Linked DNA regions of Homo sapiens: region 2 is linked to region 1. A link is a loop called in an ENCODE intact Hi-C map of the cell type or tissue named here. Cell type or tissue: prostate gland. All regions are shown on one strand. Links, peaks and the distances in the headings refer to the core of each region. The heading gives the core; the rest is flanking DNA. Region 1 overlaps DLEU1 (deleted in lymphocytic leukemia 1). Region 2 overlaps DLEU1 (deleted in lymphocytic leukemia 1).

What was found. A loop is a pair of places that touch in the nucleus more often than their neighbours do. Peaks named below come from ENCODE experiments on the same cell type or tissue, not always from the same donor. Only the 100,000 strongest peaks of a DNase experiment are listed, where the experiment ranks them.
Region 2: a loop joins it to region 1, with 2.1 times the contacts of the local background. A loop is called at or near these places in 4 of 110 quality-filtered maps.

The regions. Positions count from the first base shown.
Region 1 is chr13:50,511,303-50,516,685 of GRCh38, forward strand. The region is part of intron 5 of DLEU1 (deleted in lymphocytic leukemia 1); the gene reads left to right. Among named protein-coding and RNA genes, the nearest start is that of DLEU1-AS1, 13 kb to the right of the region's middle. In prostate gland, for the core only: no CTCF peak of the experiment used is centred there; DNase peaks (open chromatin) are centred at 1,439 and 2,109; H3K4me3 peaks cover 655 bases; H3K27ac peaks cover 1,449 bases.
Region 2 is chr13:50,354,970-50,360,352 of GRCh38, forward strand. All of the region lies in intron 2 of DLEU1 (deleted in lymphocytic leukemia 1), which reads left to right. Among named protein-coding and RNA genes, the nearest start is that of DLEU1-AS1, 170 kb to the right of the region's middle. In prostate gland, for the core only: no CTCF peak of the experiment used is centred there; a DNase peak (open chromatin) is centred at 2,962; H3K27ac peaks cover 2,300 bases.

The DNA.
Region 1 (5,383 bases), core at 142-5,141:
CTGGCTTCCTGGCTTCTTAGCTTGCAGATGGCCTATTGTGAGACTTAACCTTGTGATCATGTGAGTCAGTTCTCCTAACAAACTCCCCTTCATACATTCATCTGTCCAATTAGTTCTGTCCCTTTAGAGAACATTGACTAATACAGTGTGACAGGTCAAGCAAGTGATAGGCTGAGAATTGACCTCTAGATAGAGCAAATTATTGGAGACTTTGATAAGAGCAGTGTCAGTTGAGTGGTGAAGGCAAAACCCTGAGACATGGGTTCAAAAGAGGATGGAAGGAGGAGAAATTGGGGCTGTACAGAACTGGGGCATAAAAATGGCCTATATCTGAAAATAACTCCAAAAATTTATTATTAAAATTAATTTCATTTGTTTCTTTTTAAATTTTTTTCATGTGGCTACTAGAAAAATTAAAATGACAGATGTGGCTCACATTATATGGCTACTGGACAGCACTGATATAAATTATGCTTTTCATAGTTTTATCATAAAGGGGACCAGAAGATGGGATGGTAGCTGGTGGTGAAGTGGGGTAAAGAGAAACTTTTTTCCCCTGAAATGGGAGAATTGCAGCATGTTTGTATGTGGGAATAATATAGTCAAAAGTAGAAGTTGATGATGCAGCAGAAGAGACAGGGGACAAATGATGTCCTGGAGTAGGTGAGTGCATTTGGGTTCCAGCGCATAGGTGGAGGGTGGCCGAAGGGTTATGGACTGTTCATACAGAGTGACAGGAGAGGAAGCAGAATGTGAGGTTTGCAAACAAAGGTGAGTATTTATGGACATGGGAGTGCTTGGAAGTTCCTCTTTTGTAATCTTAGTGACATAGGGAGCCAGTCTTCAGCTGAGAAAAGAGGATGGGGGAGGAGGTTCTCTTCTGACATACACTATAGACCACAGAATTTGGAAAAAAAAAAAAAAAGCTTGCTACTAGGTCACTTAGAAGACAAGGAGGGGACAATGTAGGGTGTAGGGTACTTCGGATTTGCTGGTGGTTCATTACCGGAAACAAAAAATGAAACAACCCATTGGAGACATGTTCCCACTCGGTCATCTTGTCTCCTTCGTTTCTTGGATCCCAGTTTTTTTGTCTGTCTGTTTATTTGTTTGTTTTATCAAAGCAGAAAATAAAAACTCCAATTCTCTCCTCCTCAGTTTGCTTGGTGTTCAACATAGTTCCTCCTGCTGCGGGCCAGCTTGGTTTCTTTAAACTTTAATTGCCACAAAAACGTTTGCACTCAGAGCCCTAAATCTTCCAAGTCCTCCTTTTGTGTTTCTTGTTTTCCTCCTCTTTTTCTGCCTTCAGGAAAGAAGTGAGATGATGATGGCTCTGTCTCAGCAGCTCTCGGGGGGACCTGCAGGCTGGGGAGGCAGCTTCTCTCTGCAATTTGGCCGCTCCTGGACTTGTTGCAGCCAGGCTTCAAAGAGAAACCACCGCTTCCTCCCCGAGCCCCACGCCAGCCTCAGAGGCAGCTGGGCCTATTGAAACATTCAAGTTTCACTTCAGGCTACTTTAAACATTTGCTTTATTCCAAAACAGCTAAACTTGGAGTTATTTTCAAATATAGGCCATTTTTATGCCCCAGTATATTGTGTGGTTTTGAAGGCTTTTTTCATATCATTAGCTGCAACCCCCAAAGGTTAAAAATAATGATTAAGTAAAATCTTTACACGGATTCCTCTGCTCCCTGGAGGGGACACTGGGCAGTGTCCAAACTGCCAGACAAGCCAAGCTGTGACAATAGTGACTTAGCTTGCGACTCTTAGGGTTGTCCAAATGATTATATTCTTGTGGGGAGGAACGTGAAAGGGGGCTGAAGAGAACAGTGTAAGACACAAATTTGGTTTGGGGTTTGGCGAGGATCAAGATTTTTAAAATGGCTCGTGTGCTGAATTCATTTTTTTTTTCTTGCTGTCTTAGAGTAACAATCACATAAACATACTCTGAGTTTATTTTCTGTGAAATAGTTGCAGTTCACCTTTCAGCTGATAAGCATCTGCCCCTAGAAAACCATAAAAAATGGAAGAGTTTACAAGAGGTTGTGAGTTGGCACAACCAGGCAGGGGAGGAGAAAGCACTTAGGACAAGTAAATATTTTACAGCACCTATATTTTCAGACTGTCGCTGCTTCCAAGGCCAGCCTCCTCTCGCTCCTGGCTCACTGCTCCTTTCCCTTACTTTTCCTGGGGCTTGCTTTCTTTCTGTCTTCTTATTTTTTTAATCTCAAAGTTAATATTTCCATTTAATTCTACCTGCTTCCTCCAGTAGTTAACATGCTAGTTAGCTATTTAAACATTTTATAGATTTCTCTGAGCTTGTCATAATTATTTTCTTGGCTGAGCCTTCTGGAGTCATTCCATGTCAGGAGACAGTCTGAAATAGAAAGACAGCAACTTTAGGGTGGGTGCAGCTGGGTTACACCTGTTGCTAAACAAAACAGGATTTATGAAAACATAAACTAAAACAAGTAAAGCAAATCAGAAAAAAAAGACAGTAAGCAGCCTGCCCTGGTAAATTGCATGCTTCTTTTACTGTTGTCCTCTTTGTGTGAGAGATTTGTTTGGGTTTTGGAAGGGACACTTCAATGCACAACCTCTGTAATCCTCAATAAATTCAGTTAGGGTGAAGCAAATCATACCAAGAGGAGGCTCCTAAGTCAAACAGAATGATTTTTTTTTTGGCGCTAAGGGGTGTTTGAATTTTGACAGCTTGTTCTACATTTTAACAATGGAAGCTATGATGGAACAAAACATATTTCTAGACATTGTTGCTTTTTATTTTTAGTGTAGGGTTAAGTGTTAGTGTTAAACATTTTTTGAAAATAAATAAATTTTCTCAATTTTTATAATGCTGAAAAATTAATGACCATATGGTAAAATACTCTGACTGTGGGTGGAATGCAAGGCATCGAAGGACATTACCTAATGGAGGTGGGCGTAGTTTTCCTTGACTCCATAAAGGATTTTAAAATCCAACTGGGCTTAATGTTCCATCTAAATCTGCATTCCATGGCATCATGTCGGTTCACCATAAAAATTAGAGAAAGTTTCTATTGATCAAGAAAGAAGAAAGAAAGAGAGAAAGAAAGAGAAAGAAAGAAAAAAGAAAAGGAAGAAAGAAAAGGGAAGAAAGAAAGAAAGAAAAGAGAGAAAGAAAGGAAGAAAGAAAGAAGGAAAGAAAGAAAGAAAAGAAAGGGAGGAAGGGAGGAAGGAAGGAGAGAGAAAAGAGACATAATTGCTCTATTGTGAAGATTAATCAACTTTATAAAGGAATAAAAATATTTCATAGGGACGTGGTAAAGATTCTTTTGTGAGGGTTTCCCACTTTCTGCTGGAGTGTATAGACCACTTAAGGTAGTCACATCAGGAAAGGGTGAGAACTTTGCCCTTGGACAACAAGAAGATTTTCTTTGCATTTTTTTCAAGAGGCCCAGTTTTTCAAGGGCCTATGACAAAAGTCTGGAGGTAATGAGAAAAGATGCAGACGTGATGATTAGAAAGCTGGTTCTCAGTGTTTGTTTAGTGAATATTAGATTGAGCTTTTCCAGCGTTTAACTCTTGCAGTTAAGAGTTAAGAGTGGTAAGGGGAGCACTGAGTGCTGATTCAAAGGCCAGATAGCATTTTGCAGCTGTGGGGCTACGCACTGGGCCCTGGCCAATGCACCTCATCCCTGCTTTTGCTGGATTTTAACAGGCACCACAGGACCCTTGGCTGCTTAGGCAGCCAACTTTGCTAAATTGCTTCATGGTTTCCATGATGTGAGCTGAAGTCCACCACAGCTAGGTTGGCATCTTTGCATTCATTTCCTTCATGTCCCATTGTAAGTTAAGTCATAAACTGGTACTTCAGACAGTAAAAAGATGGTTCCTTGCCATGCATACTTTGATCTTACTCTGGTGGGAATCATTCCCTTGCCTTATAACTGGCATCTGAACTGATGATACCAACTTTGTAAATGTTTTAAATTTTTGTGGTAAAAAACACATAACATAAAATTTACCATCTTAACCATTTCTAAGTGTACAGTTCAGTAGTGTTAAGTATGTTCATATTGTTGTGCAGCCAATCTCCAAAACTTTTTCATCTTGCAAATCTAAAACTATATACCTCTTAAACTACAATTCTCCATTCTCCCCTTCCCCAAGCCCTGGCAACTACCTTTTTATGTTCTGTTTCTGTGAATTTGACCACTCTAGATAACTTTTAAGTGGAATTATACAGTATTTTTCTTTTTGTAACTGGTTTATTTCACTTTGCATAATGTCATCAAGATTCATCCATGTTGTAGCATGTGTCAGAATTTCCTTCCTTTGAAAGCCTGGACAATATTCCATTGTATGGATAGGCCACATGTTGTTCATTCATTCCTTGAGGGATACTTGGTTGCTTCTACATCCAACTCTATATTTTAGTATTCAACATAATCTGAGGGGTGATATTGTTCTATTAATATTTCTATAACTATTTGTCCCATGACCTCAATTGTTAATAACTGTTGATATGAGGCATCTTTGCCCTCCCAAAATCCCTTTACTAATGTTAAGACAGAGTATCAAACTTGAAATAAGGCAGTAGAATAGCCTCAGTTTTCACGGTCTTGTAAGAGCATTTTCTAAAAGACCTACCCAAAGATGACCTGATTCTCTAGGGGAATGTATCTTATTTGACATATTATTTGTTACTAATTAAGGCTCAGACTCTATGAGATGACATGCTAATTTGTAGGATTTTATTCAGTAGTGATGCAAGTGATTTTGGTCTGGTAAAAAAAAAAAAGGATGACTTTAAAGGTTATACTTTTATTGCCAAGTATAGTATTAACTAGTGTTCTGTCTAACCCAGCAATCTTATTCCAACATTCATTCTCAGATGCCCGCATATATTTAGTTTCTCAAATACTCTTTGCACTGGTTTTATCATTCTGCTCGTTACCTCATTAATGAATTACGTAAATATTTGCCACATGCTTATGTTTATATGCAAGCCATAGTTATAACTTTAAAAAATTATGTTTTGAATTTCTTTCCTGCCAGAGCAGCCAGCATAAATAACTGCATTCTTCATTTCAGTGAAGTTTTTGTTGCTAAGCCATAGAGGGGCCAGGTGATGTCAGAACAGTTAAGCATGAGACCTACACTAGGAAAAAGTAGGAAATGGCTTTCTGCTAAATGTAATTATAGAATAAGTTCTTTTTTTTTTTGAAAGAAGACTGACCAACAACACAACAACAAATTTAGCTTATAAATATGTTCCAGCATTTTAATCTAATACAAGGGCAAAGTAAACCTCTGTGTTGATGTTTGGGCCGAAAACTACCAGCCTCCTCAACTCAACTATGCAAACATCAGGCCAGGAGGCTGCAGAGACCTCAAGGTGTGT
Region 2 (5,383 bases), core at 299-5,298, 160 kb before region 1:
TGATTATCCCCCATGCCTACCCTGACAACCCACTCTCGACTATGCTTAGGATCAGCACCTAGACTCTCCTGGCCCTGTGCCTACTGTGGTGGACACATACCTGTGTCTCATGAGGGTGGGATGGGAAAGAAGACAGACCTTGCATATACTGGCTGAAGTGTTCACATGCATGTAATCAGTGTTCCTCGACCTCGGTAAGAAACCACAGGGCTGCCCAGTCCTGGTCCCTGCGTGTGTTCTTGCCTGCATCTTACAAATATTAGGAACAGGCCCACACTAGCATGCTATCTCTTTTGGTGTGTTACTTTCAAAAAAGGAAACAACATGAATTTTCATTAAAAATACAGGTAAATTTCTCACTCATTCTAAATCCTGAAGGCAGGTGCACAGAAAATTAGTCTCAATGGAAACAGAAAGTGAAATTGACCACTTTTATTTCTCCCTTTTAAGTAAATTACCTCCCTCAGCAGAGAATGTATTTATTCCAGAATTAATCTGAGCATTTGAAAGTTATTGACGTTTTAGAAAAGTATATCCAAAGGATTGATAGTGGCAAGCTGAACAGTATTTTAAAAACCCACAAAATGTGCCAAGGTCTGAAGGCCATTCAAGTTCAGGGTTGTGATAATAAGCATAACCGTAACTCTGAATTCTGTGAGTTCAATCAAATGCTTGGACTATACAATCAAGTAAAAAGCTTGACAGATTTTTTTATAGTGCACAGCTTAGTAAGAGCTCAGTAAATATTTACTATATTTAAAAAAATCCACCCAGTGTCTGGATGGGTTTGGTCACAGTAGTTCATCATGTAGCCCAAGATAGGGTAGCCCAAGTCAGCCTAAATCTCGTGGTGCTTCAGTGGCACTGAAAGCCAACCATAGCTTCCAAACCTGACGTAGATACTTTAATGTGATAAAGTGGAGCTAATTTTCCCATTTCATGTGTAAGTAGATGCAAGAGTGCACTCACCTCAATGTGGTTTGATTCCTATCCCGCAAAAGCACACTTCAGTCTCAGTATTCATGATGGTTTCAGTTCACTTATTGGTCATTGTCCCTTTGCTCTTTGGTTCTCTGGTCTCAGTGTAAGAATGCACACTGATTTCTGTTAGATTCTATCTGGGCAGAGGGGCGGGGATGGATTATCTTTCTGTGATTGTGTATGAGTTTGGGAGTGGATGAATAGAGGAGGAGTTATGTAGTGAGAAGATGGGTACACTCTGATGAGGGTCTCCAGTGGCGGCCCAAAGTGATTCATGAAGTAGTAGAAGCTGATTTTTGCTCTCTCCAGCCTTCTGCTTTCTAGCCTTAAAGCATCGTGGGTTTTTCCCCTCTCAGGACTCGATTCCCTACGGTGAAAACCCTAATTTATATTTTTTTCTGCTCTGTTCCTATGTGGAATTAACTCTCAGTGTTTTTCAAATTGTGAATCTTGACCCATTAGTAGTTGTTAAATTAATGGGTCAAGCCAGTAGTAAAAAATGAAGTCATATGAAATATATTAGGAAGTGTCAGAGCACATCTTAGGCAGTAGGGAAAGTATTGCTTCTGCAAAAACTTTTATTTCAATTGTACGTGTATGAGAGAGTACTGAACAGTACTGTAAAGGTTGTGATGAGAACAATTTGAAAAGCACTGACCTCAAGCAAGTTGTTAGAGGTGGATTTGTAGGTACACAACAGGCATCAGGAGGAAGGTTTAGGGGCAGGAGACCTCTTCTGTGTACCTCCCACTACCTCATGTCGGCAGCCATCTTCCCATTTGGCCTATATTAAGGTCATACCTATTGTTGTTGGTCCTTTATCCTTGCTTTGTGGAGGACCATCATGAAATCAAAATATTCTTCAGTGAATACTTTGCAGCTTGGAAGGTGCTTTTATTTACATTATCCCACTTGACTACGGATTCTACACACCAGATGCTAGGTTCATCCCAGAAGAGAGGCCGGGTCCAGCCCCCTGCCCCTAAGACCACCTCTAGTATGATCTTATCTAGCTTGTTTTTATGATGCAATGTTAATGCAGCCACTGCCCATAAGGGGACACATGAATCTGAAGGTATTTTCCATGCATGATTAACTTTTAAAGTTATGTTGTATTCCTTGGCCTAAGCAAGGTGTGACTGACCTTATGGCATCTGTAGTAGCCAAGGGTTGACATTAGAGAGGATGAAATAAGCAAGTGGTAATGGCTCTCAGGAATTATGGTAACAAGGAGAAGAGGATGGTTCTTCACTGCTAAGCAGCTTGACTAGGTGAGAGACAGCCAGCATCTTACTGCTTCCTGGCACATGGAGTGTTCCACTGAGAATCACAGGCAGACTCAGGCAACCAGCCACTTTTCAAATGGGCTGTCTTCTGTAGTGCTGTTCCACCACCATTCTGTGGGCCCAACTGTTGCCATTCTGGGGGATCTGCCATTGCTAGCTTAATTCCATTCACTTCAATTCAATTGCTGTTATGAAAGGCCTACTAGTGCTATTCCCCTGAGAATCTATAGAGACAGGGTAGAACTCTTGGATGAAAAGGTGAGGGCTTAGGACATCTGGTTAGTGGAACTTACTTATTTTTGGGCCTCTTTCATCAAGTAACACCAGCTGATGCCTAGGAGTGTGGGAGTCATATCGGCTTTGTTGTCGTCTGTTAGAAACTCTTCGTGTTCACAAAAAAAAAAAAAAAGCAGCCTTGGAGAAATCTTCAACCCAGAAGGAGTTAAGCTGTGTGTCTGCACAGCGCAGCTTTGTTCTGGCAAGGTCCCATCAGTTTAGGTCATTTCTGATGACTTCACTCTCCTGGTGACATCAGCCTCTAATCTCCTGAAGGTGAATTCATGTGCGATTGCTTCAAAATACTCACTCCCTGAGTTCCGAGCCATTCCCGTTGATATATGGACAGAGCTTGTCTTTCCCAGGCCACAGTCTGGTTTGTGCACTGCATTTGTGCTTACCGTATCATATTACCATGTGGACATTATGTCACTAACTGGCACAACCGGCTCAAAATGAAATATGCTTGCTGCAAGCAAAAACCCAAAAGCTAACATCAACTCTCCCCACCCCCTACCCCAGGTACAAAATAAAAGGGCTAGAGGGATGGCTGGACTAGATTTTGGTTTAATATGTTTCTAACTGTTCTCTCCCTCCTCTGCCTTTCTGTGGCCTGAATGTTGATAGTAACTTTATCATCCTTTTCAGTCCTTTATACCCACTAACTCTTGAAAATGTTTGGTCACTGATGGCACAAATTAAATGTAAGACTTTGGAATAATTTAGTTTAGCCTCTTCCTAAAATATCAAGTCTGTGAACTCAAGTAACCTTTTTACCTTCTAAGACCACTTTCTTTTCTTTGTCTTTCAAATGTCATAAAAGAATACAGAGTAGAAATGAAAGCAGCCTGGGCTTATTGGGTAGGTGCCAGGAATTAGCTTTGACAAAGATGGTGTTCTGTGCACTTGGCCCAAGCTGACAGGCATGCAGATGCCTCTAGAAATTGTGGGAGATGAACTGGAAGTATCCCCAGAGTTTGTCCAGTCTTAGGGTGGTGTAAGTACATTTTAGGCCCTTCTCCTGTTATCCACAGGCTGTGTTGACACCCTCTTGTGTCACCAGGGATTCAGAATGCCACAGTGCCTCCCTGACCACTATCATCCTCCTGCTGCCCCCACTCTGGGGCAGAAGAGGGTAGTCTGTCTACAGAGAAGCAGAGTCCCCACACCACTTCCAGGATCCCAAGCACCCATTTATTTTGATTAATAGCTCTTGGCAGTAGACAGTAGCTTCTGGAATACAGAACTGGCCGGGTACACACTGAGGTTTAAAATCACATCAAGAAAATAGCATACTAACACAGGATTGTTAAGGGGAGAAACTGGTGTTCAAACAATAAAATACTACTCTCACTGTTTATCTTTGTTTCATTTTGAAGGAAATAAAGAAATGAAACCTTACAAGTGTAGCAGCCCAGTTATCAAATAGTCATAGCCACAGACACTCAGTTTTGGGGTCAGCCCACAGACTATGGGGGTACTTTCTCTGCCTCTGCACAAAATAAATGTTGAGGCTCTCAATTTTTTGAGGACGGAAATAAAATCCCTGGATGCTTGCAAATATATTTTTTAATGCAGGGATAGCTAGGTTTTCTGAGTTTCAGTTCTGTTTCAGCTGGGGTGCGGGTGGGGGATGGCCTGCATCACAGGGGAAACTGGTGGAATCTTAGTCCAGGAGGCTGGCGCCATTACCATTCACATCAGCTCATGATATACAAAGGTACCAGACTTTTTTTTAAAGGCCCAGTATAAAGTAATCCAACTTTCTTTCTCCTGCTGTATATCCAAGGAGGTGGAAGTATTAAAGAACCCTTTTATACCTTCTCAATGCCATTCTCTTTCTTGGTTCATGCAGGAAAAAAAAAGAAAAAAAAAACACAGAAGACAGACTAGAGAAAAAAAAAACCCAAAAATCTAATTAAAATACAAAATTAATAAAACATTCTCATGTGCTCAAATCCTACATCTTCTCTTCTAACAGCATGGCTGTTATATATGCACCTGCTTACTCTCTTTCCCCAGTAAAGAAACAGCATCTCCTTACTCCAGAGGAATTGGAATTTCCCACTTCCCGACTTCTTGCTCCCTGCAAGCTACTTGAGGACCACAAAGGCTGAGCCTTCTTGTTTGACTGGGAAGACTGGAAGAGCTCTACCTTTCTAGCAGAGAAATGCCTCCTGTGGACAGTGGGCCATAGCCACACATGGGATAGAAGACGTGAGGGGTGTCTGACTTTTGGAAAGAGCTGAGCACTGGATGAGACTTATATTTTTCCCATGTGCCTTACTGGGGTTGTACCTGGAGAGGGAGTGCTTCTTTTCATTTCTGGAGGTAGAGTGCGATTTGCTTTTGCAGTTGGAGAGGCAAGGAAAAGCTGCCAGTGTCTGTAGCAAGCTAGGTAATTTGCGTATAACATCACTCCTTTGATGACGGCATCAATCGCTTTGCTTGACTGATTCTGCGAACTAGTGGGTTCTTTGATGAGTGTGCCTTGCCCTCAGTTTGCTGAGCACTCTTCCTCGGGGTGGGATCTCTAAGCCATAAACAAGGAGTATTTCCCCTCCAGTTTAAGATCACAGGTTGACTTCATCGTATCCACTGTCTCACCAGCTTTCTCCATTCGCCAGCCCAGCCCAAGGGCAGCACAGCCTTGAAGGCACCAAATAGGGAAAGCATGCCACTCCGTACCTCCTTCCTGACATCTTCTGCTTAGATTAGGCTCATGCCAGGGTCAGAGCCAGCTGCGCCATCACACCCGATGCAGCCTTGGGACGTGCTGGAGGTGTAGGGGAGAGGAAGGCTGCCCCCAAATGCTGATCTGCATGTGTGCATCCACCAAA